Linked DNA regions of Mus musculus: regions 1, 2, 3, 4, 5 and 6 are each linked to region 7. The links are chromatin loops, found by intact Hi-C in ENCODE. Cell type or tissue: heart. All regions are shown on one strand. Links, peaks and the distances in the headings refer to the core of each region. The heading gives the core; the rest is flanking DNA.

Region 1 (4,525 bases), core at 306-4,305, 150 kb before region 7:
TTCTCAATTAGACTCCCCCATCTTTCATGTTGCCATTAACGTACAAAGAATGTTTCAGAGAGTTTAGTTTAAAGCACCATGGGCACTCACGTGTGAAGGACATCCATCATATACAGATGCCACTGTCTTGGTTACTGTTTAAGAGATACCATGACCAAAGCAACTCATACAAGGAAGCATTTAAATAGGGGATTGCTTACAGTTTCAGAGGGTGAGTCTGTGGTCATCATGGCAGGGCACATGGCAGCAGGTGGGCAGGCATGGCGCTGAAGCAGTAGCTGAGAGCTTATATCTTATTGGCAATTTGGATGCGGAGAGACAGCAAGACTGGGCCTGGTATGGGCTTTTGAAACCCCAAAGCTCATCACCTGCCCCATCGACAAACCTTCTCCGACAAGGCCACACCTCCCAGTAATTCCTAAAACAGTTTCATCAACTGAAGGCCAAGTGTTCTAAGGTAAGAACCTGTAGGAGCCATTCTCATTCAAACCACCAGAGAAGTCACCAGAGAAGCAAAGCAGTTGCGAAAGTAGTGAGTTATCCAGTAGTGAGGTGGGGCCTGGGAGGTGGCTCAGCTGGTGAAGTGTTTACCACACAAACGGAAGGACCTGCTCAGGTCCCCTTGTTCTGAGGATGGCTCAGATTCAGGCATGAACCACATTCCTGGCTTGGTGTTTTTGATGCAGTTATCATCCACTGGATACTGGCTTGAGATAAAGCACTTAGCATCGTTTAAGCAGCAGGACATCAGACCACTGAGGAGTTCTCACACTGGGCTGCATCATAAACACAATTTTTAAAAGCCATTTGGACCCATTTTGCATTCAGCATCCTAATTAGCCTGTACCTAGCTGGAGGACAAGTCTAGTGTCTCTTTTGTTCCCCTCTGGCATTCCCATAATTCTTTTGAGGCTCCTGTAACTTTCAGGGCTAGCATGGTTGCAGGCTATAGTTTAGTTAAGAGAAACAAACATGACCAACTGTGGTTTCAAATGCCTTTAATAGCAGCACTCTGGAACTGGTCAGCTCCAGAATTCTAATGTCTTCTAAGCAAAAATATTTGCAAATCCCTCGCAACATCAATTCTATTACTTTGACTTTCCTCTATATTCAGCTGTCCCCTCATCTGAAGCCACAGATGCTAGGAGGCAGCAGACCATGCATCTGGGTGTTAGAACCTTCCTTAGCTCTCAGTTGCCTGCATTCTACTTTCCGCTTCTATGAACTTGACCACTTTAAATACCTCATATGCTTGAGTTGGGGTTTCTATTGCTTTGATGAATCACCAGGACCAAAAGCAACTTGGGGAGAAAAGGGTTTATTTTGCTCACACTACCAGGTCACACCCCATCACAGAGGGAAGCCAAGACAGGAAACTCAGGCTGGGCAGAAACCTGGGGGGGCAGGAGCTGATGCACAGGCCTTGGAGGAGTCCTGCTTACAGGCTTGCCCCTCATGTTTTGTTCAACCTGCTTTCTTATTGAACCCAAGACCATCAGCTCAGGGGTAGTGCCACCCACAGGGAGCTGGCCCTCTCACCTCAATCACTAAGAAACTGCCCCACAGGCTTGCCTGCAGCCTGATTTTACAGAGGCATTTTCTCAATCAAGTCTCCCTCCTCTCAGATGACTCTAGCTGTCAAATTGACCTTAAACTAGCCAGCATACCATGTAAATGAAATTATGTGATGATTGTCTTTTTGTATGTGATTTATGTCACTTGGCATATGTCCTCAAGGCTCCTTCTGTGTATTTGTGTAACAACATTCACTTCCTCTTTGTGTCTGAATAATAATCCACTTAGCGCATGCATATTCCCTGTTCTTCAGCAAGAAGGCGCACTTGGAGGCTGCCACCTGCTGGCTCTCGTGACTAGAGCTTCCATAAAGTAGGGAGCTGTGTTAGGCACAACCTCAGATTAAGGTGGGCCGGCTACATTGCACAAGATCAAAGCAAGCTGTGTAGACTGCAAGCCACTCCCACCCATGCTCCTCCCCTGGCGTTCTCAGGATGGAGGGAGGGAATTTACCAGAGCTCCTACTTAGTTGCTTTTTTTCACCTTGATCCCAAATCAGCAGCCTGCATTTCAGCAAAGGGCATGGGGCCAGCCCCATCTCAGGTCCCAGCAGGCGTGGGATGTCAAACAACACCCCTCTCCACTCTCAAGAGCCCTGTGATGCTGTCCTTTAAGTCCTGCAGACAGCTAGATGAAGTTTAGTCATCATCTGAAGCACTGTAGGATGGGAAGTCAGGGGTAAGCTCATTGTAACAAAGGAAATATGCATACAAGGAAACATGCCAAAAGACCTTGAGAAGATTTGGGTTAGGTGAAGCGGGGGAGGTGGGGGGATTCAGAGCTCCAGGCCAGCCTGAGCTACATAGATAGCAAGACCCTGTATCAAAAACCAAACAACGGTGGCAGCAACAAAGGGGGAGAATATGCGACACATGGAGTGTGGTAGAGTGCGTTCCTGGCATGCCAGGGCCCCTAGATTCAATTCCTAGTGCTGCCCAAATGAATACCGGGAAATACACACCATGTAAGCCTTTCCACTTTCTTTTCCTTTCATTTCTTCCCTCGCCTAGGAGTATCCCTGGCAGCCAGTCATGCTGAACCATGTTAGACAACATTATTTCCACTAGGGGGCAGCGCTACACTGGCAAGCACAGGCATTCTCTCCTGCCACAGCTTTCCCTTCTCGCTTTACATCTCTGTTAGAGAATTGGCAGAGACCAGGTTCGCTCGGGTTGTTGTTGCTTGCTTGGTTTAGTTTGTTTTGTTTTTGAGGATACAGCTCTTTCAGCCCTTATCGGTCCATAGTATCCCACCATCTCCTGAAGATGAAGTCTGAGCTCTGGGACCATGTGATCACGGATCTGTCTTTCTAGAAAGTAACAGAGCTTCTGTCCCTTCTCAACTGTGGGCTGCCTCAGACTTTGAGAATAAGAGATTTGGGGTGATTCTGATCGATGCCACTTGTTGACTCAATACATCTCTCACCTGCAAAGCCAGGGCTGTGGTGGCCCCACGGCGTGGGGTGTGGATGGAATGAGTCCACCACAGGCCTTACCACACAGATATGCAAAGCCAAAGTCAGTTCTTAGAGATCAGCTGACTAATAAATAGTCTCTGCTGGTCTCCAGGCTTCTCCAGTTCTCTGGCCAAGAATAAACGTTACATTTTTAGTGCTCATCTCATAACCGTATTATAGCCATAGGCAGAGAGGTGGTTATTTCTCGTGACAGAAGGGGAAGCTGTTTTAAATTTCCTAAACTTCCCGATTCTCCCCAGCATGCAGGTTTTGTTTTGTAGTGCTGGGGATCAAGCTTCCTGCTCTAGCACTGAGCCGCGCAGATCTAAGCACTGGGGATCGCAACTCTTGACAATTTCCCTAAACATCCAAATGCTTTCACCCTTGTTCAGCGAGGTGCCAAAGCTGAGTGGTAGCCTAGCTATTTTAGGATCTTTAAACATGAAACATGTCCCTTGATACAGAGTAGGTAGTCAGTATTCATTTCCTAAAGAGACTTACAAATTTAGCTGCTTCGGCTTCGGATCTCAGTGTATTTTCTCAAGTTTTCTCTTCCCTTCCCTACCTCTTAAGGAGTGATCTTGCTAAGGAGTTAACTGAGCCCTCTCCCTGCTGAATTCCTCCTGGTTGGTTTTGGGCGCGTTTGAGAGCGCCCTTCACCAGAGTGCCCAGAACTCCTGACCAGAAGAACTGAAGTGGGTTCTTGAGTTGAGGTCAAATCTTTCCAGCAGTTAAGTGAAAACGCAATGCCCAGGACCACCTGGGTGGCCCAAGGCGATGCTAAAAGGAACTCAAAGCGCATCTCATGAAGTGGAAGGATGTTAGTTCTCCGTGGGCCTTGAGTGAGCTCTCCTGGGGGTGACGTGAGCAACTGTCTAAGCCTGCAAGACCTCATGCTCTGCCTCTCCCTTACGAGCTCTGTGGCCCCCAAGGCAGTGCATTGCCTTCTGGACCCTCCCTCTCCTCCTTAGCTCCTCCCTCTCCTCCTGAGCCTCTACACCTGAGCCCTCCCTCTCCTCCTGACCCTCCCTCCTGAGCCCTCCTTCTCCTGAGCCCTCCCTCTCCTCCTTAGCTCCTCCCTCTCCTCCTGACCCTCCCTCCTGAGCCCTCCTTCTCCTGAGCCCTCCCTCTCCTCCTTAGCTCCTCCTGAGCCCTCCCTCTCCCCTGAGCCCTCCCTCTCCCCCTGACCCTCCCTCCTGAGGGTGATTGCTATTGTTTGGCTCCTGTGTTCAACCCTTCAAGACCAAGGAGGATGGGCCAAGCATGACATACCTGGGGTTTCTTCCACAAAAACAAAAACCAAACCCAAACAAGTAGCATCAGCCCTGAGCAGCTGATATGGCTTAGTTCTTCCCTTGGGCTGATGTCGTCGCCACCATCACCACCATCATCATCACCACCACCATCATCATCGCCATCATCATACAGTACCAGGACTTCATGTGTGCAGGCAAGCACCAGCACTGAGTATCCTCGTGAGAATACTTTCTTTTC
Region 2 (4,525 bases), core at 235-4,234, 76 kb before region 7:
CAACATTTAATTGGGGCTGGCTTAGCTGGGAAGGATCTTGCCCCAAAATTCCACTCCCTTATTCTGTTATCTCCTAGAACACAGGATTTTGCTCCATTTCACTTCCTGGTACCCGTTTAATACTCGAACCATATATTTTATATTTTTCCTTTCTAAGCTTGTTATGCTTGTTCAAACTTCTCTTAATGTAAAATGCACTTAGTCCAACTTTTAACCTCAACAATGTTAAAAATTCCAAAGTTCAAGGTCTCTTCTGAGATTCATCCAATCACTTAACTGTAATCCCCAAAGAAAGACAGGAAACCAGCTGGGCAAACTCCAAACTCTGCATCTCCATGGCTGATGTCAAAGCAGTCTTCAGATCTCTCATCCTAAGGACCCATATATGGTGAAAAGAGAAAATTGTCTTCCAAAAATTTTTCCTCTGACTCCACACGCAGACTATAGCACACAAGCACTACCCCCAAATGAAAGCGTTTTTTCAAAAAAAAAAACTTCCAATATCCAACGTGGCTTTAATAAACTGTTTATATTTAAAAAAAATTTTAAGCATGTGTCTATAGTCCTAGCGCTCAGAAGACAGAGGCAGGATTTTAAGTTCAAGGCAAGCATGAGTCCAGCCTGAGCTAAGTGAGGTCCTGTCCAACAAACCCAGAAAAATAAAAGTCGTGATAGGCCGATCTAGAAAACTCTTGAAAAATCCCAAGAGTCAGGCAGAGAAGTTGATAGGCCAGAGAAGACCTCTAAAAATAAAATTCCCCAGGGTGGGATGATGGAGAAGGCTGGAAAGAAAAGTAGCAACACAAGCCACCTGCTGACAAAGTGTTTGAAGACAGGTGACAGTGGCCCTAGAACCAGGCAGTGTCTAGGTGTCATTTGGTGTGTTTTAAAGTGCCGCGACAGTTTTCTTCTAAAATTCAAATATATACCAAGTGTCAGAAACCACGTCTTTTCATGCTTTAAAATGTATCAAACGCCAAAATAAAAATGCGTAAGGCTGGATACGTTTTCAAAGTTTATTTTCGTGGGGTACCTAGACAAGGGGCCTTTTCAAGTCTGTTGGCTTGCCCCAACACCCCTCTTCTGCTCCAGGGGCAGAGGAATGGAAGAGAAGCCTGAAATCAAACTGTGTCTTCTTGCTTTCGGAGCCTGAAGGGCCTTGCCTCCTCTCCCTCCCAATTCCAGAATATTAGTCCCTGGCACAGGTGGGGTCTACGCTGGGGGTGGTGCAGATGCCACCCTTTGGGGGTGACAGGAATGATTCGGGCCCTTTGAACCTAAAGACTCCACAGGAAGGCCTGCTTGGGCCTAGCCAGTAAGAAGAGGGGCATGGATATGTCCTGCAGACATTCTGCCTTTATTACTGGCTCACAATATCTCTCCAACATCTCGTTGCTTGAATTGTGGCCAACTCCACAGATGCCTGGCTGATGTCACTGAGATCCTGGGGCCCTTGTTTCAATCACTCCCAGGCATACTCTGATTTGGGGGATCCTCACCCTTCTTCCCCAGGCGCTTCTGTTCTCCCTTCTGTCTGGCACTGTGGAGAGTGTGACTTTCCATCTAACTCACTTCCCGTGGTCTAGGTCCCCAGACTGAGCCCAGACTGAATTGGGGACTCCCAGGAGGGATGGCCGACTGAAAGCCAGCATTCTCCTGGAGACACATGGGAAACAGACTGGGGAAGAAGAAGGCTACCTTGGTAAAGGGCTGGTCATCTCTGCTCGACAGCTTCTGGGATGAAGCCAGATAAGGTCATTCTTGTCTCCCTCACCTTTAGAGGGCGCCCTCACGTGTGGAGATGGAAAGCAAGGAGCAGAGCCAACTGTGGGTGCTGTGGGTGGGGCAAGTAGCTATGTGACTTGGCCAGGTCCCTGCCTGCTCTGAGCCTCAGTTTCTTCAGATGTAAATGGTGCTGCAGTGAGGACCCCACAAAAGAGGCTGGGTGCACAGAGGCTTGATGGTGTGAGATGCATCCCTTCTGAGGGTCCTGTGATGTCCCTCTGCTCCTTCGTGCTTGGAGATGTGTGGCTGGCTGCACTGGGCCCTGGTCCTTCAGAGCCCCCCCATGTCATAGCTTTCCTTTCCTTCCAGGCGGGAGTGTTCGTTCTCCTCCCTTCTCCTGTACCTTGTACCCTGTGGGTCAGGGTAGCAAGGAGGACCCAGGGGAAGGCTGTAAAGGATGGAGAAGCTGCCTCAGTGGTGGACTGCCGGGCAGACGGTGACAGAGGGTCACACAGCAGCTGTCTGCTTGATGCTGTGGAAGCTGATCCTGGTGGGCGACGTAGGGATGGACATGGCCCGGGCCACAGGCACCCGGAGGGCGTGGTGGTCCTGCCAGCGGTGCCACCGCTTTCTCAGGGCCGCGCGCACCTGCAGGAAAGGAGAGTCACCTGCCTCTGCCATCCCTTACCCCGACCTCGAGAACTATTAAAGTTAAACTATTAAACTATTTAACTATTTAACTATTAAAGTTTAAACTATTAAAGTTAAGGTTGTCTGGGATGGCCCTCGGCCTGCCACCCTCACTTCAGGGCACTGGTGAGGTCTTAAACTCAGGTCCTCCCCTGAACTCTGTGCCCGCCCCGCAGTTTCCTTCAGGGACCCACCCTCTCTTTCCCTCTCCTGGAGAGGCTACTGGCCTGCTTAAGGTTCCAGTTCCCCTGCCACCATGAATTAGTCACTATGGCTCTGTAAGTCAGCCCCTCAACTCAGCAGGCATCAGGCCCAGCTTTCTGCTCATCAGGAAAAGCCTCTTGTCGCCCCCTATGTACTCTGCCTTCTCTACCACTGCCTAAGGGACAACTCCTGTCTCCGTCTTTTCTACACTAAACTGACTCTCTTCTGTTTGTATTGTAATGGAAGACAACAGCTTCTTCCTTAGAGGAGAGAGAGAGAGAGAGAGAGAGAGAGAGAGAGAGAGAGAGAGAGTATGCATGCATGTGTGTTCCCACTGAGCACCACAGCAGGTATGTGGAGGTCAGCTTTCATTCAGGAGTAGATTCTCTTCCTCCGCCGTTTGAGTCTTAGGTTTGAACTCAGGTCCTGAGCTTTGGCAGTCATCCACCAGCCCTCGACGGTTTCTTCTCTGCCGAGTTCGTAAAGAACTGCTTGAATGACATATGCCACCTCACATTTTTCTGAAAGCTTTCCTCTGTCATCCCCTCTGTCTGGCTTCCTCAGGTCCTGCTATCTGGGCACCTTGCTCCTAGACTCTGAGGGCACACATTGAGCACAGGCATGTTACTCCTGGCTTGTGTAGTTGACCTAAGCTGGCTCTGCAGGAGAAGTCCTATTCCCCTAAAGCTAAGTGGTTTCTTAGCCCCATCTCCTCAACTCCATAGATGGAGTTGAGAAGAGCCAGCGACGAAGCTCTTCTGAAAGACTGGGCAGCTTGGCTGGACCACCTGGGAGCACAGTCTAAGAGACCTGAGCCCCTAGACCACCCCAAAGGCCCTGTCTCCTACCTCTCCATTGAAGAAGCAGTAGAAAACGGACACAAAGAAACCCTAGAAAGGAAGGAAGGCGATGTGAGGCATCTGCTGAGGGGTCATTCCAGCCAGCAGTGTGGGAGGACATGGGATGGCTGGGTGGAGCTCAGAAGTCCTGGGCTTAGACGAGGCATACAGTTACCCCAGGGTCTGCTCTAAGCTGGGTGTGACCTCTTGCCTCAACATCCCGAGCTTGTCCTAGGTGTTCTGAGAAGTGCTAAGACAGTTAAGTCCCAGGATGGGGGTTACAATCAGGGCACCCTGGTCAGCATCTGGGGCCAAGTGGGGGTTCTGGATGTGCAAGCGCTTGCGTTTTGGTGCTCATATAACCCATCCTAGCGTGCCGGCTCAGTGTTAGCATCCGGGCCTGGGAGGTGTGCTGCCCCGGGGTGGGGGTGGGGGTGGGGGTGTCTACCTGGAAGGACTGCAGGAAAGAGTTGAAGTAGATGAACACAATCTGGGACAGGTCGTCCTCGCCAGGATTGACAAAGAAGAGCATGTAGGTGATGCCCAACAGGGGGAGGAGGACCAGCGTGGCCTTCACTGCCTTCCTGGATGGGGAAGCGAGAGGGTGAGAACAAGCCTGAGCTTGCCTATAGGATAGGATTCACTCGGGGAGGAGGGATGCGGTGCTATGCTTTGCTCAAGCAACTCTAGGGGCGAGGACCCCAAGGGCTCTGGTGATTGGACCCCCTTGCTTCTTCCATACCCGCCAGGTCAAGGTGTCCAGGCATTTCCGTACCTGTATTGGATTGTCTCGGACGTGGTGGATGCTCGTAACTTCGTCATCAGGATCCTGACGATGTTAAACAGAAATACAAAATTGATCTGGAAGAAAGCAGAGAGGGACACGGGAAGGGTGTGCGATGAGAGTGGGCTGAGAAAAAGAACCTCTGGCACCTGCAGAAGCTCCAGCACCGGGCACCTGCTTTGGTCACCCAACTTCTGCTCCTACCCAGCAGGGCAGGAAGGCACCCATTGACTCCAGGGCCTGCCTGCCCTCCACCCATGGTCCAGGCAGCTTATAAAGAAGA
Region 3 (4,525 bases), core at 246-4,245, 130 kb before region 7:
ACCACCAATTCCAAACCAGAGAGAAGAAATGAAGCACCCAGCTACTTACACCAAATTTACTCACTGAGTAAACCGTCTCCCAAGCCTAGGAAGCATTCTCCATTGCTAAGGGAAATTTGCAGGTCAGCAGCAATGGGCCAATTCCCTGGGACAAGGGGTCTGGTCTGTGCCTGGATTAGTCCATGGGTTCCCCACACTGCAAGCTGCTAAACCATGGGTAAAGGTCTGTCTGGACTTGTTCCTGGCTTGCTCAAACAGGCCCATATCATGCCAGTCACTGGGAAAATATGCATGAGACTGCCAAGCATGTAGCCATGAGAACGAATTTCGGACCTGACTCCTGGAGACTGGGGTTTGGAGTTATTTGTAGATAAAGAAGCAGGGTGGCCTGAGGTGTCAGAAAAGTGACTATAGGTGAAGACTAAGGACGCATCAGCGATCTTTGTCAGGACCCCTTCACTGGATCTATGTTTCTAAACAATGGTGGCAATAGCATGTTCTGAGTGTGAAATTTTAAGCCTCCAGATTTCAAAAGGTCACCCTTGGATATCTGTGCAGGCTGCAGGAAAGGGCCAGGAACTTAAACTGGTTTACACCTTCAAGTTCCTGAAAAACACCAAGATTGCCACAGCACCCCAGGTGTTATATCCAGTAAAGCTAATAAAAATACGCGTGATCCCTAAAATTGGCAGTAAAAGCAACTTGGAAGCAAATGAAGAGCGTCACAAACCTCCTCTTGCTTAACTTTTGTCTTGGGGATACTGGGTAAACTAGTAACTACCTTGTGTCTGGTTCTTCACCCTAAAAAACAGCATCAAAGATTTCTGGGAGTTGAGAACGTGTGGTCTCTCACTGCATGGAGTTGGGTTCTCTGAAAGAGGGCCTTGAGCCAGGTTCATTGCCCTCTAGACTGTCCACTGTGTAAAAAACCAGCTAACCAATCACAACAATAGCACAAGGATAATGATGGTCTTCTTGATATTTGTGAAACTGGAAGGTGGTATCTCCCGGTTGGGCCCATCATCTGGCTGACTGGCTGTGAGGTGTCCACAAGTTTGGGAGCATCCAACCTATATAACTTCTGCAAGAGCTTTGAGGCTAGAGTTCCCCTGACTGCTCCATGAGGTGGTTATCCAAGTAAAATCACTTTTCCTTTGCCTCTACACCTTGTCTTTCAAATTAACTGGCATGCCCTGAGAAGAACAGCAACTCTGATTCCTATAAATAGTCCGAGGAACATTGGGTCTTGAGCAATATTTTTGTTTTTGCTGTTGTTGTTTGTTTGTTTCTTAAAGACAGAGGCTCACTGTGTATTTTAGGCTGGTCTTGAACTCACGATCCTCCTACCTCGTCTTCCCAAGTGCTGGGATTACGGATGTGCATCACCATGACCCACTAGAGTTATAGTAACTCTAGGTTCCGATTTTATGTGACTTTATATACTCTTCTAAACAATGGGCTGAGGAAGAAGCAGAAGTATGGGTGTTCCAGTGGGGCGATTCGAGCGTCTGGGACAACAGAGAAGCCCACGATCTAAAGGTGCTCGGGCATCTAGGTTAGGACTGCACTCTCAGAAGCCATGTCCTTCTGTGCATTTGTCTGGAGCGTCCTCTTCACACATTTTTGAGCAAGTTGGTGCCCTTCCGGGTTCTCTGCCGAATCTGCGGTTGCAGACGCGGCGGCTGCGCGCGCCTGCGGGAAGTGCGGCTGCGCGCGCCTGCGGCCTGGCTGCGCTATTTCATCATGCACCGGGCGGGCCGCGCGCCGCTTCCGTAGCCGCCCTGCGCACCGCCTAGGCGGCGTGCTCATGCCCTGTCTGCTCCCCTCGCTGCTCAGAGCCACCCGCGCCGCGCTGCCGCTCCTGTCGCCGCCCCGAGTGGTCGCAGCGTCCGCGTCTCAGCGGCTCCTCAGCGCTCCCGCGCAGCCCGCCGCCTCCCGGAGCAGCATGGACAGCGCGGAGGAGCTGCTGGCCCCACTGCGGCTAGCCGTGCGCCAGCAGGTACCGACCCTCGCCCGCAGCCGCGCGCCGCACCCCGCTCCTGTCCGTCCTTCCCCTGTCCCCGCGCTGCGTCGGCATCCGTGATCCTTGGGCCTCGTGCCCTCTCTGCGTACCCCGAATCCAGCCGTAGGCTTCGCCTCCCTCTTTGAGCGCCCCGATGGCTCGGCTCAGCGGCAAGCTGATGCTGCGCGCTTCTTTTCTTTAGTCTTGGGGATGCTTTGGGAAGCGTTCCCTTCTCTTTATCTTCCTTGCTTCAGTGTTTAGCCTGAGGACTGGCTCACGGTCGAAACGTGGCTATGGGGAGGTGTCGACCCCCCACCCCCCTCCAATACTGATGCGAATTCATGATCCCTCTCCTGTCATCTTTCTGCCTTCTGAAGAGAGTGTCTGGAACCAGCGAGCTTTCGGATCAAGCTGGAAATTGTAGATGGACTGACCGAGCCACTCAGTGAAGTCATCCATTCTTAGGGTGGAACACCTGAAAATGTCATTTTGCGGAAGGGAAGGGAGGTTTCTTAGCTGGAGAATCTGGGGATTTAATGCAGATCTCCTTTTTTTACTGTAGCACTGAGTGGTGGTGATCAGACTTAAGAGGGAAAGGAGAAAAGTATTTGGAATGATACCCACACCCAGTGAGAGCCAGAGCTTACAGTAGGGCCCGGCATCCATGACCTACTAGCTGTAAACACCGGTCGGGTTGCGCCTGCTCTGGCGCCTGATGCAATCGTTTGTCTAGCTAAGGAGGGTGGAATCCTGTCTTAAGGATAATTCATTGGAGCTGAGGTGCTGCAGCTTCGAGGAATTCTGCCACTTTGCTCCAGTTTGAGCCCGACTCAGTTAATAGGCTTTCATTTTGATTTTCACTATGGGCTTTATTTTTTCTTTTTTTAATTGTATGTTCTGTACATTCAGTCTCCATCCACCTTCCACTCCCCACATAAATGTATGTGTGACTCCTTTGTTGTTTTGTTGTGACCTAACTCCTTCCTTTGGAACAATACATCTAATTTTGGGGGAAAAAAAAAAGCACACACTGCAAACCCCTCCCTCTGCCACGTTAGCCTGGAACTGCAGTACATAGTATTCCTCTGTAGTAAGACTGAATGTAGTTAACTTCAGGACGCATTGATCATGGAGAGCCTTCCTGTACAGCTTGTGTGACCTTCATGTCCTTTGTTGTTGGTTTTGACTTGTTTTTTTGGTTTTATGTGTTTGTTTGATAGGGTTTTTGGTTTTTTTTTTTTTTTAACTTTGGGATATTTTCCCAATAGTTGAATTAATTTATTTAAGTTAGTTTGGACTTTTTTCTTTTCTACTTTTCCAGAAGTACATATACACTGATTAGTTGCGTGGAAAATTTGAGTCATACTGAGTCCAGTGTCACTGGAAAGAGTTTGAAGATCATCTAGTTAAACGGTTTTCCTCTTGGACATGTATGGAAAAATGGAGTGCAGTCCATGTCACACGTTTTCATTGTAAAGCCTGGGCAGTTGAAGACTTACTGAGGTGTCGTTTGGAGGTGTTAAAGGATCGCTCTTAACAGTGGCGTGCATTTTGAAGGGGGGTGTTACCAGAAATAGTTGTGCCCCAAAGTAAAATTCAAACTGGTTTCTCTTAAGTCTGAGCTTGACAGATTCACAGGGCTTCAAGAATTTCTCTATAAGATAAGTGGTGATATTAGCAATCATGAAGGTTTTTTTTTTTTTTTTAAAGTATATTATGATTCATGAAGCTCCAAATGACCAGGACACACTGTGATGAGCACAGGCATTGGTAAAGATTTTTTTTTTTTCAGAGTCCTAAAATACATTCCTGGGTTTATGTAACTGATTATAAAAAGTTCAGTGCTGTGGTTTCTGAGGTAGAAATAACTTTTCTGTTTCTTTTTGAGGTAGGTCCTACTTTGTGGCCTCAGAGCCAGGGTTTCTGGTCTCCCAAGCTGTCTTCAAAGACAGCATGTAGTGGAGGATGACCTTGACCTTGCAGCTTCCACCTCCAGAGGGGCTGGGCTTGAACTCCAAGCTTTCTGCATGCTAGGCAAGCATATACCACCGAGCTGTCTCTATGCCTTTGAAATTACTTGAAAAATATCTTCATATATTTATATTTATTTTCTGTATGTGTGTACACATGCATGCCACACACTCACTTGGAGATGTAAAGACAAGTCTTCAGGATATCACTTTTCTGTTACTGTATGTGGAAGTTTTGCAGGAATGTGTTCTCTGCTTCCACCATGGCATCTCTGGGAATCAAACCCAGGCTGTCAGGCTTGTTAGCCTCACTCTTACTGGCTGAGCCAGCTCACTGGGCCTTTTAAATCTACTGCTTGTCAGAGCTTTGATCAAAGAATTTCTACAGTTGCCTGAAACGACTTAGAATTCCACTATGTATGATTTCTTTGATAGACTCTACCCGGAAGTATTTTGAAATACTTAGGACCATACATTATAATATATAACATATATGGTAATCTGTCTGATAAATTAGAAGTTAAGAGATTAGCAAATCACCATAAAACTTTAT
Region 4 (4,525 bases), core at 187-4,186, 90 kb before region 7:
AGGACACAAGCTTCATTTTTCTATGTGAATACTCAGGTTAAACATTCTTTGACTTAACTTTCCCTTTAAAGGGATCATATTGCTTATGAGCATATAGTTCTGAGTGTATTCTGTATAGAGATCACAACTCATCCAGATTTAGGGAGTTGGAGTGCCAAGGATTATCAAGGACTCTGATTTGCATCCTGTGGTCCTTGAGAGAGTATTACTAAATTGTCTACTTTTTTTTGCAGTGGAAGAAGTTGTTCCGAGTGTAATTGAGCCCTCCTTTGGCTTGGGCAGGATCATGTATACCATATTGGAACATACATTCCATGTCCGAGAGGGAGATGAACAGAGAACGGTGAGCTGCCCCGAAATGAGTGCTTAGGTGGAGCTTGCCTGGCATTCAAGTGTTGAGGCAGTAGGAGTTTATAAAAAGCTTTTCAACCCCTCAGGTTTTCTATTCATTTGATGATCCTGCATCACGGCTCCGTGCCTTCCACTCTCTCCTCAACCTTGTGAGCCTTATCTTTGTTATCTCACTTTCTATGGAAGGTGTATTCCGGTTGCTGCTAGCAGATTTCCAGGAAGAAAATCAAAAGGCTAGCTACAGAAGAGAGAGCTTTTGTCTGTCTTATTGGTTAAAGAAACGGTCTCATTTACATGTAGTCCAAATCTGAGCACACATGGAACGTTGGATATCCACCCACGGTTCTTTGTAAAACATCAAGCATTGAAGAATGAACTGGTGAATTCTTGGTCCTGAGTTCTAGAAAGTCTGACACATTATTATACTACATAGCTAACAGAATTGCTCTTTTAGTCTCTGTGATGAGACTGCATCTTTGTCCTGACATGAGATGGTAGCTGTCCTTCATTTGTCAAATAGTAAGAGCCTGGCCCAGGCTTCAGATACATCCGTGAAGACACAGCTGAGTCAAGGAGTGATGGTGTGCCTAACTAAAGGGCTTACTTAGATGTCAGTTTTGCTTCGTGTTTTCCTGCTTATTTTTTTAATAGAAAGGTTTTTAGTTTTTAAGAAAAAAGTCTTTTGGCTTTTTTTTTAATTCAACAATATTGATATAACTAGAGCTTTAATAGACATTTCATAAAGGCTAAACAAGAATAAATTAGTCACACTATTATGAATTGCATAGTCCCTCCATGAAGAGAAATTTGATTAGGCTGTGGGAAGCCAAAAATGTTTCTGAATTATTAGCACCCACTTATTTAATCCATTTGCCTACAAATTTGGTATGAAAACATTTCTAGTGAAATTAAAAAAAAAAATCTGTAAAGGCAAGTTCCTGCTTGATTCTATAAAATAGAATTATCCCAGGCTGAAGGAGGAAGCTGTGATGTAGGCCTCTGTGTTGCTCAAGTAGAAGGTTCCCTTGTAGCAGGATATTTGTAATTGCCTGCCGTCAAGGGGGTAATTAAGCTTTAAGCAGGAGCTAGCCTCGACTCTGTCATTCGGTGCTTTAATGGAACACATCCAGTTGCTCCTATGTTGTGTGTTCTTGCCGTCAAATGAACCTTTTATACAAGTCCTGTTTATGACATGCCTTCAGCTCTCATTTTCAATGCAAAATGGCCTGCAAAAAGCTGGCTTGCCTGCCTCAGAACATCTGCTGCCTTTGATTTTGAGTTCATGCACAGCGTAGGAGGGTTGGGCCATTTACTCCCTGTATGCTGATAGAAGAGCTGGTATTTTGATAGTGAAGTGGTCTAAGTTACCTACTGAGTGTAACTACTTTGTGCTTTGTGACAATAACAATTACTTATAAGCTAACATTTGAATTTCTTTCTTTTAAAACCATCTAGTTCTTCAGTTTCCCTGCTGTGGTTGCTCCATTCAAATGTTCTGTCCTTCCACTGAGCCAGAACCAAGAGTTTATGCCATTTGTCAAGGAATTATGTAAGCAAATCCAGTTGGGTGATCTCCATGGGAACACTGTCTTGCAGACTCAGTTTTACTGAATGTATCATTTGTTTGAGTAAAATCATAGATTGACTATGAATAAATGGGATTTTAGCCTCTGCTTATATTATAACAGAGCAGACTTGCTCAGATGTCTTAGCATGGGGTGAGTCAGGAGTCAGACTTCAGAATTCCTTGCTGCTCTTAGTGGCCTTGGTTCCCTCTTCCCAAAACCCTAGTGGAATGTAGCGCCCTGCTGAATCTACAGCATTGGAGGGATCCCAGGAGTGCTGGCCCTTTACTTCTGCATGAGCAGCTCAGGGCTGTGCAGTCTCCTTCCGGTGCAGCTGTTCTGGGTGGAGATAGCAGGGCAATCTGGGCTGCTGCAGGGGACTTAGTAAGCACCCATATAGCTGGGACTTGCTGCTCTCATCTCAGGGTCCTTTGTGTTTGCTGAGCTTCCGAGCCTGCGTTCAGATGACACTGAGAATTACTGCAGTACCTTACTCTGCCTCACTTTGTTTTGAATAGCCGAAGCTCTGACCAGGAACGGCGTGTCTCATAAAGTCGATGACTCCTCTGGGTCTATTGGAAGGCGCTATGCAAGAACTGATGAGATTGGCGTGGCTTTCGGCATCACTATTGACTTTGATACAGTGAACAAGACGCCCCACACTGCAACTCTGAGGGACCGAGACTCCATGAGACAGATAAGGGCAGAGGTGACTGCCTTCTCACACAGTTACTCTTAGATATGTTCACTGCTTCCTACTGGCTTGAATTGGACTTTGATATACTTATGTTCTTGGTTTTATTTTTTGTAATATTAATGATTGGTTTGTATCAGACAAAGCCCAGATTCCCAGAACTGTTTGGTTTAATTATGAAAATACCCATTAACACTTCTCTAATATTGTATGGTCGTTTGGATTACTCTTGCTCCTTTTCTAGCAGTTCGTTTTTACACTTGGTTGTTTATTAAGCAAGAGAAGTATCATCCCTTGAGGCTGTTGCCATAGTTTTACTGGCACACTCTGGGATCTTAGCCATCTTTATCATTGTATTTCTATAGACACGTAAAAATGTGTGTATAAACTTAGTGTTAGCCCATTGGAGATGGAATCTTTTTGTAACGTTATAAAGAGCAGTGACCACAGGGGTAGGACAGGCACAGAAGAGTGGCTGAGTGGGTCAGGGTGGGGCTGGAGGGGCACTGTCCCTGCAAAACGCCTGGCTAATGTGTTAACTTTGAACAGGCATTTATTTAGAGTACTTACTAGTATTCAGCTTGATACAGTTATAATAAGGAAAATAGAAACAAAAACTGCTTTATCCAAAAGGGTTTCATAAATCAGGCTTGTGTTTATACACCCGTCCTGACTACTCTGTACCTACATTCCAATGGCTGCAGTTCTGTGTGAGTCCCACATCAGCCTCTACATGGGCATTTCCTGTGAACTTGCTGGAGCATCTTAATCTCCACCCCAGACCTGCCGTCCTTTAGCCGGTGGTAGGGAAGGGTAGCCAAGCGGTTTAACAGGCTCCACATAGGCTGCTTTTCCATGCCCGACTTTGCCAACCACTGCTGGAGGCCACTGTCACTTGCTCTGCTGCACCTCATAGACTTAATTAAATACAGGAGTTAAATGTAACAGCCGTGAGATAGCATGAGATACAGACTGGGATGAGAGGCTTGTGGCGGTGCTGAGCTGTGCAGGGAGCTGGTAGGCTTGAGCCTTTGTGGAATTGAGGAAAGACCCCAGCCTGGGAGGCGGTGAGCATAATTAGGAAAACAAACACAGCTTGTAAAGGATGATATCATGTGTGTATCCATGGTGTGCAGTATATCACAGATAGGCAGTGGTTTGCTCTGTCTGCATTGCTGACATCATGTGTGTATCCATGATGTGCAGTATATCACAGATAGACGGTGGTTTGCTCTGTCTGCACTGCTGACATCATGTGTGTATCCATGGTGTGCAGTATATCACAGATAGGCGGTGGTTTGCTCTGTCTGCATTGCTGACATCATGTGTGTATCCATGGTGTGCAGTATATCACAGATAGACGGTTTGCTCTGTACTGTATATAAGGGTTCCTGAATTCAGGGCAAATGCCCACCACAGATGTCAAGTTGGCTAATGCTTGCACTTCTTTTCTCTTCCCAGGTCTCTGAGCTGCCCAATGTGGTCCGCGATCTGGCCAACGGCAACATTACCTGGGCTGATGTGGAGGCCAGGTACCCACTCTTTGAAGGGCAAGAGACTGGCAAGAAGGAGACAGTAGAGGAATGAGAACAGCTGGCAGCTTATGACCATCGTGCTAATAAATAACTCATCATGTCCACTACACAGAGCATTGTGACTGCATCCAGGGACGGTTTTTCCTCAGTGGCTGCTTGGTTTTACTCCCACAATTAAAGTTGAAGGAATTCTGAACACATTTATAATCCATCTGTTGTGTTTCCATTTTTTTTTTTTTTTTTTAGCAAAGACTTTTCTCTCAGATATTTGTTTAGATGTGCTTGTGTTTAACACGGTACATCTTTTAAAAGTAACAGTTTTATTGGGGTATAGTTTGTAAGCTACAAATTATTTTAGGTGTGCAACTTAGTGTACTTAA
Region 5 (4,525 bases), core at 180-4,179, 580 kb before region 7:
GGTGGCCGAGGAAGAATTTCCCCTCTGTGTAAAATCCAGAAATGCCCTCCCGCGGAGGCTGACTTGGATAAACTTGGCCAGGCAAATCGCCCCTTGGAGAGTTCTCTGAAAGCCGTTCAACAGCCAGTTGGCCATCTTCGGCAGAAACCGTCCACAGGGGAAAGTTCCCAGGACCCACGCGTGTCTCATGCAGTCATTACCGTCATGGAAAAAAGAAATGCTTTCCAAGATCCCCGGCTGACACAGTCAACTCTAAGCCTAGGAGAGAAGGGAAGCGGCAGGAGACTGGGCACGCCCCTCAGCCAACACACTTCCCTAAGCAGTGATTTCCTACCAAAAAAGGGCTGTAAATAATATTTTACCTAAATAAAAATTTCCTTATCACTTACTCTTTGAGAACTTATATATAGTATAGTTTATTTTAATCATATTCTTTCCCGACCCGCAACTCTCCCAGATTCCCTCCCTCCATCCAATTTCATGTTCTCTTAAAAAAAAAGGAGCCCCCACCCCCCCCCCATGGAGACTTGATGCCCCAGAGAAGGAGCATGCTAGAGGGGTGAGGAGGGAGCGGGTAGCTGGGTGGGCAGAAAAGCACCCTCTTAGAGGCAAAGGTGGTGGTGGTTCGGTGGGATTCATGGAGGAGAGACCTCGAAGGAGGACAACATTTGAAATCTAAATAAATAAAATAATTAATTAAAAATAATAGTAATAAAAAGAAATAGTTACAGCCTAGCCAGGTAAATATATTGCTATCAATCTCATTTAACTCTTCGCCCCTCACTGGAACAGGCTCATAAAAGACAACAAAAACTGGTAGAAAATTCAAGGCGGAAACAAGATTGTCAATACAGTGTGTGTATTTGGAAATAAAATGGCACAATCAGGTGTAAAGAAGAGCCGCATGGGAGTTGATACAAATCAGTCTCAAGGGGAAAAAAAAAAGGGAAAAACCCACTAAAAACCATGGGGTCCGATTTATGTTGGCCACTACTTCTGAGCATGAGCCCTGCCCTGGGTCTGGCTGACATACCCATTGTCACTCCTTTGAAGAAAACTTGTTTTTCTTCTCCTGGCAGCTCAGGTATTTCTAAAAACGGGAGCTTAAAATAAAAGCAGAAGAAAAACAGAGGAGAGGCAGAAGGTAGAGTCACCTCATGCTTAGAGAGTCTCCAGTCGTCATTGAGGTCCATTTCTTGAAACGACTCGTGGGACCTTGGGCCATTTCGAATTTCCAGGAGGTCAATGTTGAATATCAGTGTGCTCTCTGGAGGGATTTTACCTGATATGAGGAGGTGGGGAAATTTTTATTTACAAGATCTAAAAGTATTCATAACAAAATCAATTACAGTAGCAGACATTCTAACTACATTCAATGAAGAGGTGCTCTACAATGGTCACAGATAGTAGAAATCACTTATTTCTAGATCATACTTTACCCAGGAAAGAAAAGTAGAACAGAGGGAGGAATAACCAACCCAAACTGGCAGAAGAAAAGCACGCGTTTGGGTAGCAGTAAAAACACACACAGGTGGATATGATAAAGGCCTTGACACTAATTTTCAAATACAATTCAGGCCCTTCATGTCACACTTCAAGAATGACTTCTAAAGGACTTGAGTAATTCAGACTGAATTACATTATAAAAGATTTGTTAATTTAGATCAGAAAATCTTGACCCTCAAGTACACAGGGCTGTCACTACAGTGTCTACCACTGGGAGGCAGTATTTAATAGTGGGAGCTCTGTGAACATGGAGCGCAACTGAACTTCAACTTCACATCTGCCACCTCTCGCTTCTGTCCCTTATCTGTAAAATGATTGACAATTTTCTACCTTAGGTATCATGGAGAGGACAAAGGGGGAATATCCATAAAAAAATAATACCCTTGGGGTTATTCTTGATAAATAGGGATTGATGTTTCATGGTTTTAAAAATAATAAAGGAACATTCAAATTTTTCAACGACTTCGGATACCTCCTGACATAGGACTTTATGCATTTATTTGTTGAGACATTTAATCAGAAAAGGGAAATCTAAATCAACTTCTGAAAGGAAACTAACACATCTTTAAAAGTTAAAAAAAAAACAACTTGTTAAAAATCTGGGGATACAAACAAACAAACAAAAAACCCTAAGAGTCAAAGAAACAAACTTTCTTGGAATTTTAGGCTTTTTGTTGTTGTTGTTCAAACTTGCTTTCTCTATTTAATATAAAGGTCAGGGTACAGAGGTCAAGATACACTTGTTAGACAAGACTTCACTGTGTCCCCATTTCCTCAAAGTTCTATGAAAGGGTAGTCAGTTTCTAAGAGAAAAACACTCACAGGATGAGCCAAAGCTTACCGTTGCCGATGGAGACAGGGAAGGGACATGCATAGACCGGTGGGAAAGCTGGTATCTTTCCAAGGAGGCATGCAAGCATGTACTAAAATACTACAAAATTAGTGGAAGAATTAGTTCCATGACACCAAAGGAAACAACTCAGCCTTAGATCTCTGCATGCTACGAAGTGAAGCTGAGCTAACTAGGTCACGGACGACGACTACTGTTGCAAACATAGAGTTAGTACTGAAAGAGCAGTGGCACGGGGAAGAGACAGATTACATCTAAAGGCACTAGAGAAACCTCTTCTAGGATGCTCCATTTCTCCTGCAAAGAATATAATTAGAACTGAATGTGTTTAATAGCCATGGCAGTGGAACATAGCTTAGAGAGCCAGTCCTGCTTCGGAGTACATCATAGGCACATACAGCGCTTAACCTCCCTAGGAAACAGGCGAGGAATCTTCACCCATACTTTGTCAATGGCTATGCTCGGCTGAAAAATGCCACGAGATCTAATTACACCACATCAGACTGATTCTCTGCCTGCTTCTGATGACTTCTTACAATTATTTTCTTCACTGTATAAGTACTACATTTTCTTCATAGAGAATTTGTAAGATAGACTCAGAAATGAATGTAATTCTCAGAATCACAGTATACTATTAATATTTTATTCATTGTGATCTGCTTTCTATGTGCATATACTTCCCATGGGGAAAGCTAGACAGACACAAAATCTATTTGCTACTTTTACATTGAACATATTTCATGTATAATTTTTTATTTTTTGCAAATGGCACTTTTAATAAGTGAGCTACATCTTATATGGCTAACCCCAATTATAACACACTCAAGTTAGTTCCAATTGGTTAATAACAACACGGTGGTAAAAGTTCACAATCCTGTCTCTTCAGATATGGCCATTGGCCCAGATCAGATTTCAGTGAAGAAACTACCTCTGGGGCCAGCTGATAAGCATCATCCGACAGCCCGAGCGCTGCATGAATTCAGCTAAAATACCAGGTGTCAGTGCCTTGGAAAAAATTGCCACAAAAGCTGTGTGGACCACACAGATAGGCAGTGGTGGTATACACCTTTAATCCCAAAACTCATAAGGCAGAGGCAGGCACATCTCTGAGTTAGAAGGCCAGCCTGGTTTAAAGACCAAATTCCAGGACAGCCAAGGCTACACAGAGAAACTCTGTTTTGAAAAACCAAAAATAAATAAAATAAAATTAAGCTATTGAGAACTTTACAAATAGGTTTAAAAGCAAGAATGCAACTCTCCCAGTGAGAGCTGTGGTGTGGAAAACTTCCTGGCTGTAACTAGACACAGCCATCCATCAAACTACATCTGATGAACCTATTCCAAAGGTTCAAATCAAGACACTTTTCTTGCATTGTTAGAGCGAGATGGCAGGTTTCCTCTAGAGAGGGAAGCATTGTGAGCTGCACAGCAGGGAGGGTAACACAGCAGTGAGGGTCACACAGCAGTGAGGGTCACACAGCAGGTAGGGTCACACAGCAGGGAGGGTCACACATCAGGTAGGGTCACACAGCAGAGAGGGTCACACAGCAGGGAGGGTCACACAGCAGGGAGGGTCACACAGCAGGGAGGGTCACACAGCAGTGAGGGTCACACAGCAGTGAGGGTCACACAGCAGGTAGGGTCACACAGCAGTGAGGGTCACACAGCAGGTAGGGTCACACAGCAGGGAGGGTCACACAGCTGGTAGGGTCACATAGCTGGTAGAGTCACACAGCAGGTAGGGTCACACAGCAGGTAGGGTCACACAGCAGGGAGGGTCACACAGCTGGTAGGGTCACATAGCTGGTAGAGTCACACAGCAGGTAGGGTCACACAGCAGGTAGGGTCACACAGCAGGGAGGGTCACACAGCAGGGAGGGTCACACAGCAGGGAGGGTCACACAGCAGGGAGGGTCACATAGCTGGTAGGGTCACACAGCTTGTAGGGTCACTCAGCAGGGAGGGTCACACAGCAGGGAGGGTCACACAGCAGTGAGGGTCACACAGCAGGGTGGGTCACCCAGCAGGGAGGGTCACCCAGCAGGCAGGGTCACCCAGCAGGCAGGGTCACCCAGCAGGGAGGGTCACCCAGCAGGGAGGGTCACCCAGCAGGGAGGGTCACCCAGCAGGGAGGGTCACCCAGCAGTGAGGGTCACCCAGCAGGGAGGG
Region 6 (4,525 bases), core at 265-4,264, 250 kb before region 7:
CGCTCCAATGGTGACCTCTTCTTTCATAGGAGGATCAAAAGAAAAAATAACAAAGGAGAAGTCATTGCACAGGTTAAGATGGTCTCTGGGACAGGTGAATGAAAAGAATCCACTGTTAGACCCGTGACTTGCTGAACTGAAAACTGTACCATGTATGGAAGGACCGATGGTGAGACAGACAGAGGGGTTCTGGATGTAGCGGCAAGGAGAGAACTACCAGATGTGAGGAGACAGAGCACCCTCAAATAGGGCAGCAGCACTGGGGAGACAAATACTGCCAGGGGTGGTAGGAAGCTTAGATCTGACTGTGGTCCTTTGGAACTGAAACAGAATTACAGCATATCACGTGGCTAAAATGTGCCATGGGGGAGGAGATTAGAGAAGATGTACCGGAAGTCAGTTTATGATGAAGATGTGCGAATCACTGGACTACTTGGGGCAGGCACAAGAGTTTGTTGGCTACTAATGAGTCCTCTTGGCTGGTTGTGTTGGCCTATACCTGTATTCCCAGAACCCCAGAGGCTAAGACAGAAGGATCATAAAGTTGAGCCCAGTATAGTGAGACCTTAGACCCTTCCTAGTAAGCAAGCACATCACAGTAGCAGGAATCAGAGCCTTACACGTCACCTAATGAAACACTTGATTGAACATCTAAATGCCACAGCAGGCATCTGGCCCATCCTGCGGGTTTAGTAGCTTGTGAACTTGCTTTTCCTGTACCCAGGCTGCTGGTGGTGACGTCACATGTAAGGCCAGCTGGCCACCTGTGCAGTGGAAGGAAGTCAATTTCCAGGAGTTAGCCCAGCCACTTCCTCCTTCTTGTTCCAGTCTCATCTCCCTCCTCCAGGTTCTCATATCTTTGTATTACAGGCAGGAGTCAGAGCTACAGTGTTATGAGTGGGAGAAAGAAGTGCTAGAAAGAGAACCACTTGCTGATAAACAGAAGCGAACTTCAGCCATGGATTCTGATATGGAAAGCCTCTTGTCTGTCCAGCCCATGCCCTGCTGTCTTAGTCAGGGTTTCTATTCCTGCACAAACATCATGACCAAGAAGCAAGTTGGGGAGGAAAGGGTTTATTCTTAAGCTTAAACCTCCAAACTGCTGTTCATCACTAAAGGATGTCAGGACTGGAACTCAAGCAAGTCAGGAGGCAGGAGCTGATACAAAGGCCATGGAGGGATGTTACTTGCTGGCTTGCTTCCCCTGGCTTGCTCAGCTTGCTTGCTTATAGAACCCAAGACTACCAGCCCAGAGATAATACCACCCACAAGGGGCCTTTCCCCTTGATCACTAATTGAGAAAATGCCTTACAGCTGGATCTCATGGAGGCACTTCCTCAACTGAAGCTCCTTTCTCTGTGATAACTCCAGCCTGTGTCAAGTTAACATATACAACCAGCCAGTACACCTGCTTTCCTGGATACGAGGCCCCTTTACAAAATAAAGAAGACAGTTACAGATATGGATGCTGGTTCATCCCTCAGCACTTAGCATTGCACGTGGCCTCTTGTGTCTGGGCTGTGTGAAGGGGTGGTGTTGTCTTGGCTATATACTTAAGGTTGGGAAGGGTAGCACAGGACATCTCTGCTTCTGCCTGCCCTAACTCCTGCTTCCACTGAGGCAGCACCAGAGGAAAACAGACTGATGAGGTAATGGGAGTCGCTGTTTCTGGGGCCCTAACTGCGCATGGATACTGGGTAAGAGCTTTATATTAATTTATTTAACCTGCTTGCTCAAATAACCCTACAGGAGGAGCATTATTTAACCAGCCTGCTTACAGATGGGAAACTCAACAACAGAAAAGCTAAGTCACTTGTATAAGGTCACACAGCTGCCAGAAGCCCTGGGATTTGAACCCTCAGCACTAGTGAATGACTGACCAAGTCATCTTTTAATGAGTTCTTAGCCAGTTCTCTGCGTGTATTGCTGTCTTTGACGTGATGGATAAATGGAATTAAGATAGTTTCTTTTTATTTAGCACAGTTTGCTTTGGTCTGAGTTTCATGGCTTAGCAGGTAAAAGTGCTTACAAGTGACGACTGGAGTTTGATGTCTGGAACCCAACATGCAAACCAGATGCAGTTGTATACGTCTGTAGTCCCAGTACCCTACTGTGAGATGTAGGAGAACCAAAGAGAAGCCTGTCAGTTCTCTGGCCTGAAGAGGGCAGCACAGCAGCAGAAACAAAAGAAACCCTGTCTCAAGGTGGATGGAGACCATGGAGCCTGACCTCCATATGCAAGCCATGGCATGCACATACCCACGTTCACAGGGGGAAATGCACATGTGAGCATGGGCGGGCACACACCAAGTAAATAATTTTATTTTAAGAAATGAGAGAGTGAAATAGTGCACCTGTCACCAGGGACCCGGTACAGTTGGCTCTTTGAGGTCCTCCTGTAATGAAAGTCACAGACACACACCCCATGTGACTGCAGCTCTAGAATGTACCTGCTGACTTCCATCTACCCAGTCTCCTGGCTGGAGGATGGAGGATGGAGGATGCAGTTGTTGGTTATCGCACTCTTCCTGCCCACGATGCTATCCCATGGTGCTCCCCGGACACAACGCTCACTGATGCCCTTCAGCCTGACTCCAGTGTCCTGGAATGCAGGCATCTTAATTGAAGGAGTAAACGTGAGGTTTCCTGAGAAATACTGGATGCCAAACAGACTCACTGTGCCTTTGCAGAAAAGTCCCTTTCTGCTTGGCCTGCCTGCCCGCACTTAATAGGCAAGGAGTTAGTTAGTTAGTTAGTTAGTTAGTTGCAAAGTAAACTGAAGACTTTGAACTGTGTTCTCACTTCAGCGCCACCAGTGATCAGCTGTGTGGCATTCCCTTGTCACTCTTGCCACCTGATACCAGTTTACTCTCTGGTGGAGTGAGGGTTTGGATCACGTGAGCCTGAAGTCCCAAACAGGATAAGTGTGGTCTTCCACATGTGCCCAGGTCCCATCCTGACAGTTTGCTTGCTTCATCATAAGCCTGTCCTGGCTAACAAGACAATGTGCACAATTGCATCCCTGATTCTCACTGTCCCTGTTCAAGAAGCATTTCCACTCCACGAGGCTGTGCAGGGAAGCAGTTTCCACTGGCCTGGGCTTAGACTGGGCTTCTTCGGGTCGAGTGAACCCACCCAGAGATATGACATGCCTCAGTCAAGGAAGAGTCCAACCCCTGCATACTTCCCACCATCACACGCAGGCCTCCTTACAACGGGAGCCACTCTTTGGGACTGCCAACTCCTCTTGTGGCCATTATTGCCACCACCAGTGAACAATCTTCAGACATGCACATCTGGGGCATGGGCAGTGTTTGGACAGTGTCTAGGCTGAAGGGCAGGGCCACAGAGCTTTCCTCTTCCATGGAAATGCCCTTGGTTATTATATTACACTGTTCTCTGGTTTTCTGTCTTTCTAAATCATTCCTCACACCCGTAACTTGGGTGACAATGAAATAAAATTGCATAATAGGAAGAGTTCTGCCTCGACCATCCCGCTCCAAAGAAATAACTTTAAGGATTTTCTTTTTTTGTTTGTTTGTTTTTTCGAGACAGGGTTTCTCTGTATAGCTCTGGCTGTCCTGGAACTCACTTTGTAAACCAGGCTGGCCTCGAACTCAGAAATCCGCCTGCCTCTGCCTCCCAACTGCTGGGATTAAAGGCATGCGCCACCACGCCTGGCTCTTTAAGGATTTTCAATTCTACCAAAACATTGCTATCATCACCAGCACTACAGTCAGTCTGGAAGCATGAATGTCTAATCACTAGAATGTAATTAAGCGAAAAATTAAATTAAATTAAATTCTCAAATTTGTAGAACACAACTGGTAGTTATTAAGAGCATGAGAATGTGAGAGAAATGTTTTATTAAAAAAGAACTGCAGACATAGTGTGTGTTTACACACACCTTTTAATCCCAGCATTTGGAAGGCAGAAGCAAGCAGATCTCAGTGAGGTCTATTCTACATAGTGAGTTGCAGGCCAGTCAGAGTTACATAAAAATATCTGCAGACACACAGTGTGATTGCAACAGTGAGAGGGGTGTTTGAGGGTCAGTGAGGTTCTGTGGCTAAGGACATTTTCCAACAAGCCTGGTGAGTCTTGGTGCCTACACGGTGGAAGGCAAGAACCAACTCCTAAAGTTGCTTTCTGACCTCCAGATACATACTGTGGCATGCATGCATGTACTGCTCCCCCAACCCTCTCCCACACACAAATACATTTTTTTAAAAGATTTATTTATTTATTATATGTAAGTACACTGTAGCTGTCTTCAGACACTCCAGAAGAGGGCATCAGATCTCATTACGGGTGGTTGTGAGCCACCATGTGGTTGCTGGGATTTGAACTTTGGTCCTTCGGAAGAGCAGTCGGGTGCTCTTACCCACTGAGCCATCTCACCAGCCCCATTTTTTAATTAAAGATATTTCAGCAAAGTATAAACAATCATTACAAAAAATTAAAGTAGCTGTATTATTACTGTTTTGATTTGGGTATGAAGTATACGCCCAAAGGCTTATATGTA
Region 7 (4,525 bases), core at 219-4,218:
GGTTGCTCACCTCCCTCTCTGATTGCAAAGTTCTTAACAAACTAAAAGGTACAACCTTCTTTCCAACACACAGGGCAAGTCAGTTTCCAGACTAACAACAATGCGTAAAATGCAGTTCTCACTTAATTACAGGAGGGGCTTGCTCTGTTTGCAGCACTGTGGCCGAGGCAGTCTCAGTAGATTGATTATGGTAGGATGTATGAATCATCATAAGGTTTTCCAGGTAGTGTTCACCCTAGGAGGTCCCCACCGGTCCTGGCCACTGCACTCTTATCTACCTACCCATGCTTGGGCCTCTGCTACCTCAAAGTATCTCTTCTTCCCACTAGGGTGCCCTGCAGAAAGACACCTTATCTTTCTTGGCTTCTGGCTCTCACCTACCCATTCTCTAAGAGGCATGAGAGTCCCACCCAGTGGGCCATTCTCTACTCCATCCAACCCCGATTCCCTAGTCCCACTGTATTGTGCCCTGTCTCAGCTGACAGTCCCGGAAACTAGCAGGTCAGTACACAGCAGTCCTACCCATCCCTCCTGCCTTGGACCACAGGCCCTTGGCAGGGCTGCCTGCCCCTTTCCCAGCCTTCAACGCCTCACTTAGCTGGTGGTCCTTGATCCCCACCGGCCAATAGGATTCTCCCAGACTCTTGCAATAGGTGGATTTCTTTTCTTTTTTTTTTTTTGTCAGGGGCAGCCCACCACCACACCAATACAGCCTTGTTCCCAACATGGGGATACTGGACTTTAGACCTCAGAGAGGCTTGGTAGTGATCTTTGGACCAGTACTGGCCTGCAGGAGCCTATCTTCATGAAGGCAAGAAGTGGCTCATCTTCTGGATGCATACCTCATGGTAATAGGGGGATCTCCTTAGGACACAACCTTCCCCAGTCTCCCTAGGCATCCCTGCTACTGAAAGTCTCATTTGGTTCTCACCACCCTGCCTGGAAATGATTCTTGAGCTCTGGACCCTGTGCCCCTCAGAAACCCAGTGCTGGTTTTGATCAGGGAGTGGCTAGTGGTGACTTCTCACTGCCGGCAGGTGGTCTGACCTTTACAGCCACCTAGGGAAGGGTTCTGGGTACATCTTGTGGCAAATGTGCTTTGAGCCCCGGGTAGCCTGCATCTCTCCACTGAGTCAGAGCTCAGTGCCTGTCCTTTGTGCTTGTCAACAAATGCTAGAGTCACCAGAGAAAAAGAACCCACCATAAAAAAATGTCCCCATCAGACTGACCTACAGGTAAGCCTATGTTGCATTTCCTTGAGTAATGATTGACACGGGAGGGTCCAGCCCACTGTGGGTGGTCCCATCTCTGGGCAGGTGGTCCTGAGTGGTACAAGAAAGCAGGCCAAGTAAGCCATGGGAGACAAGCCAGTAAGCTGCATTCCTCCATGGTTTCTGTTTCAGTCTGTGCTTCCTGGTTCCTGCTTTGAGTTCTTGCACTGACTTCCTTTCATGGTAGACTCTAAACTTTTTTTTTTTTTTGCTGATCTGTTCTACAAAGGTTGTGGGCTATATCTGGAGAATTCCGTGGCATCTGTACTTTCTAAAACTTTCGAGGACTCCCAGTTAGCAAATCTGTTAGCTGGACTCTCAGACTGGGCTGCCTGCATTGCCCTTAGTGATTCCTGCACGCCCCATCTCCCCTTCTCTTGCCTGCAGGCAGAAGGGAAAGAGGAGTGTCCTACATGCTGTATGCGCTCTCAAAGAAGCCTGTGCCTACTGGACGGCATCAGTGGCCAGTGCAGACACTGAACTGGGATAGCTGGCCCAAACCATCCTGCTTGGTGCTGCCCACCTCAAGAGACTCCACCCACCAGCCATCCTATCCTGTATCTCCAACCCTACTGGACTTGCACCAACTCAAGCCTCAGCTTCCTCTCCTGCCATCCCGAGGCCCCGTTGATGCAGAGTCTGGGACCACACAGACATGGAGCAAGTCCTGACTTCAGAGAGACCTTGCCTGTTGAAGGTTGCTTTTCTCTTTTGTTGTTTGTTTGTGTTTGCCTGAGAGGGCAGGAAATAGATACTTCAAGATGTCAAAAAGTTGAGCAAACCACCCTCTTCTCCTCAGAACGCCTGAGTTCTGCTGATACTTTGCCCTACACTGCCCTCTCGTGGCCATATGGAATCATTGCAGCTTCACATTGCTGTAGCTCTAAAGCAAGGACCAGGGACCAAACTTGGTTTGTCCTTGTCACAGGAAGGAGGACTCCCTTGATGGGGAGAGGACTCCCTTGCTATTGCTCTCTAACCCAAGCCTCATGATCACCTCTCACACAATGAACACATTTAGGGAACACTTGGTTTTAGCAGTAGCGGGGGCTGCCCTTTTCCAGGTCTTGGCTGCTGGCCTGGTCCTTCTCATTACTTACTGTTTCTGTTCAGTGCTCAGAAGTGGAGCATGGGTTAGAGAAGGGAAGAGGAGTTCCGTGTAGTGAGGTAATTCAGGTAGGTGTCTGTACCGGTTAGGTTTTTTTGGTCAACCTGACACAAGCTAGAGTCATTTGAGAAGATGCCTCCACCAGACTGGCCTATGGGTGAGCCTAAAGGGCTTTCTTGACTGATAATTTATGTGGGTGGCACCGCTCCTGGGAAAATGGAACCAGATGATGTAAGAAAGAAGGCAGGGCAAACCTCCACAGTTTCTGCTCCATTTCCTGTCTCCAGACTTCTGCCCTATTAACTACGACAGAAATTGGAACTAGGGTGGGGGCATTGTAACAAACCTGACTTTTAGGGAGAATTGTGCTTTCATTTGAACTTCGGGCTGGACAAGCCATTGAGTGCTCAGAACTCAGTGGGCTGTTCTCTAGGCTTGTGGGGGCTACAAATGCGGAGAGCAGTGCAGATGGTGGAGGCCTGGCTAGTGACGTTTAGAGAGAAGCAAAGAGCTATCGGAGCCATTGAGTGATATTTTGCATTTAGTCCTGTGGCTCTTGGCAGCTAGGGCTAAGAGTGATATTTTGCATTTAGATCTGTGGCTCTAGTCAGCTAGAGCTGAAGAATCAGCTGTGGTGAATGTTAGCTTACAGGTGATTCCACCAGGCTCTCCTCTGGGACCTAGCAACGGCTTACACCTGCTGCTAGTGCCAGCTGTGCCACTTATAAAAGGACTGCCCGCTACCCAAGCCCCACCTCCTGTTCTCAGGGGAGTTCTTTCTCCCCCTTTCTGTCCTCAGAGCCCCTTCCTCTCCCTCTTTACCCCATCTCTCTCTGCCCTCATGGCTCTCTTGCTGCTCTACTCCTTCTCCAGGTCCTCACCCCTCTCCCACCCCCCCACCCCCCAATTCCCCTTTTATACCAGATCTGTTGCAGAGTTTTCGCATGGAGTTCTGATCACTCAGGGGTCCTGAGCATTAATTACTCAGGGAGACACCTTGGCATGGGATTGTCAGGTACCCCCTCGGCCCTTTGTACCTCATAACAGTTAACAGCAGACCAGAATGACCAGGGCAAACCTTTGCTTTGCTGGAGACGCAATCGATGCTGGTTAAGAAGTTAGCAGCAAGTAAGAAGAGACCAGCATCACTGAGATAAAATCCTGTGGGACTTATTTCCCTAGGGTCAGCACAAAGAAGCTGTGGTCCAGAGGAAGTTGAGGCTGTGTCTCATACTAGTAGTTGAACTTGGTAATGTGTAGAAGCCTCTCAGGTGGTTCTGGTTTTAAAAGTATGAAGGGGTCATGGAGCGAAGCTGAGGTTTGACACCATGAAAGGCCAGTAGAGGTTATTGGTGAGTGTGCAGACTGTTGATGTAGAAGCCACAGAACTAAAGGTGTCATGAAGAGAAGTTGGGGCTTGGCACCATGTGGCAGGGTCAGAGTCCCCAAAGAGCCCAAGAAAGGCTATTACTGAAGGTACAACCATGTGCAGTGGAGGGTCCATGATTCACCAAAGAATGACATCCCAGATTCAAATAGCATGTAAACGCAGAGTGTTTACTCTGCACAAGCCCAGCACGCTGGGGGCTCCCATTACCAGAATAGAGAGACAGCCAAGTGAGCTTCCAGGCCTGATTTAAAGCACAGTAGGGAATTCCGGGGTAGGTGAGCTCTATGTTAATCTGTTGGGACCATGTCTATGGGCATTCCATTACCAGGGAGTGGGGGGGGGGGCTGGAAACTTACTGGGGAAGTCTGGGAACTGTTACTGAGAAAGTCTGGGAACTGCTGCTGACCCATTGTCCTTGCCTCAGATCAAGTCGAGGGGCCTGGACTTACCTGAAATTGCCCAGTTCTTGGAAACAGAGATTTAGGCCTAGTCTCCTTAGCTGCCCATTCGAAGCCTGCCATGGAATCAGCCCAGCCTTCACTAGAACTATGGGATGACCACCAAGGCCGAGAGCAGCTGTGCACTGGAGCCAGCTAGGGCTTAAGAGACAAGAATACTGTTCTTCTATTGTAGGGCTTTCAAGGACCTTAAGACAGGGAGAAATCTACATAGTTTAAAGTGATTGGCATTTTGCTGGGGCAGTCTCTCAGCTAGTGTCTAGCATCTGACACAACCCAAATAGCATCTCTGCCATTC

What was found. Hi-C counts contacts between places; a loop is a spot of excess contacts. Peaks named below come from ENCODE experiments on the same cell type or tissue, not always from the same donor. Only the 100,000 strongest peaks of a DNase experiment are listed, where the experiment ranks them.
Region 1: a loop joins it to region 7, with 15 times the contacts of the local background. A loop is called at or near these places in 32 of 42 quality-filtered maps.
Region 2: it touches region 7 in a loop (2.5-fold over the local background); 16 of 42 quality-filtered maps call a loop at or near these places.
Region 3: a loop joins it to region 7, with 2.5 times the contacts of the local background. A loop is called at or near these places in 2 of 42 quality-filtered maps.
Region 4: it touches region 7 in a loop (3-fold over the local background); 15 of 42 quality-filtered maps call a loop at or near these places.
Region 5: it touches region 7 in a loop (9-fold over the local background); 20 of 42 quality-filtered maps call a loop at or near these places.
Region 6: a loop joins it to region 7, with 6 times the contacts of the local background. A loop is called at or near these places in 28 of 42 quality-filtered maps.

The regions. Positions count from the first base shown.
Region 1 is chr6:55,014,538-55,019,062 of GRCm38, forward strand. No RefSeq gene overlaps it. Among named protein-coding and RNA genes, the nearest start is that of Gm38539, 15 kb to the left of the region's middle. In heart, for the core only: CTCF peaks have their summits at 1,860 (motif pointing left) and 2,648 (motif pointing right); DNase peaks (open chromatin) are centred at 1,934 and 2,634; H3K4me3 peaks cover 312 bases.
Region 2 is chr6:55,089,046-55,093,570 of GRCm38, forward strand. Crhr2 (corticotropin releasing hormone receptor 2) reads right to left here. Exons shown (of 13, transcript NM_001288618.1): 10 at 4,234-4,319; 11 at 3,907-4,042; 12 at 3,468-3,509; 13 at 1,004-2,373. The coding sequence ends at 2,233. Among named protein-coding and RNA genes, the nearest start is that of Crhr2, 42 kb to the right of the region's middle. In heart, for the core only: a CTCF peak has its summit at 1,781 (motif pointing right); no DNase peak of the experiment used is centred there; H3K27ac peaks cover 275 bases; H3K27me3 peaks cover 705 bases.
Region 3 is chr6:55,036,235-55,040,759 of GRCm38, forward strand. It overlaps Gars (glycyl-tRNA synthetase), which reads left to right and starts at 1,767. Exons shown (of 17, transcript NM_180678.3): 1 at 1,767-1,999. The coding sequence starts at 1,808. In heart, for the core only: a CTCF peak has its summit at 1,821; a DNase peak (open chromatin) is centred at 1,737; H3K4me3 peaks cover 3,089 bases; H3K27ac peaks cover 3,116 bases.
Region 4 is chr6:55,075,149-55,079,673 of GRCm38, forward strand. Gars (glycyl-tRNA synthetase) reads left to right here. Exons shown (of 17, transcript NM_180678.3): 14 at 234-343; 15 at 1,807-1,900; 16 at 2,435-2,625; 17 at 4,072-4,356. The coding sequence ends at 4,197. Among named protein-coding and RNA genes, the nearest start is that of Gars, 39 kb to the left of the region's middle. In heart, for the core only: no CTCF peak of the experiment used is centred there; no DNase peak of the experiment used is centred there.
Region 5 is chr6:54,584,649-54,589,173 of GRCm38, forward strand. It overlaps Fkbp14 (FK506 binding protein 14), which reads right to left. Exons shown (of 4, transcript NM_153573.2): 3 at 1,155-1,282. Among named protein-coding and RNA genes, the nearest start is that of Fkbp14, 6.3 kb to the right of the region's middle. In heart, for the core only: a CTCF peak has its summit at 1,701; no DNase peak of the experiment used is centred there.
Region 6 is chr6:54,915,556-54,920,080 of GRCm38, forward strand. No RefSeq gene overlaps it. Among named protein-coding and RNA genes, the nearest start is that of Nod1, 55 kb to the right of the region's middle. In heart, for the core only: a CTCF peak has its summit at 2,158 (motif pointing right); a DNase peak (open chromatin) is centred at 2,196.
Region 7 is chr6:55,165,153-55,169,677 of GRCm38, forward strand. It overlaps Gm34358 (a long non-coding RNA gene), which reads left to right. Exons shown (of 3, transcript XR_377703.2): 2 at 686-848; 3 at 1,659-2,042. Among named protein-coding and RNA genes, the nearest start is that of Inmt, 7.6 kb to the right of the region's middle. In heart, for the core only: no CTCF peak of the experiment used is centred there; DNase peaks (open chromatin) are centred at 1,989 and 2,099; H3K27me3 peaks cover 1,197 bases.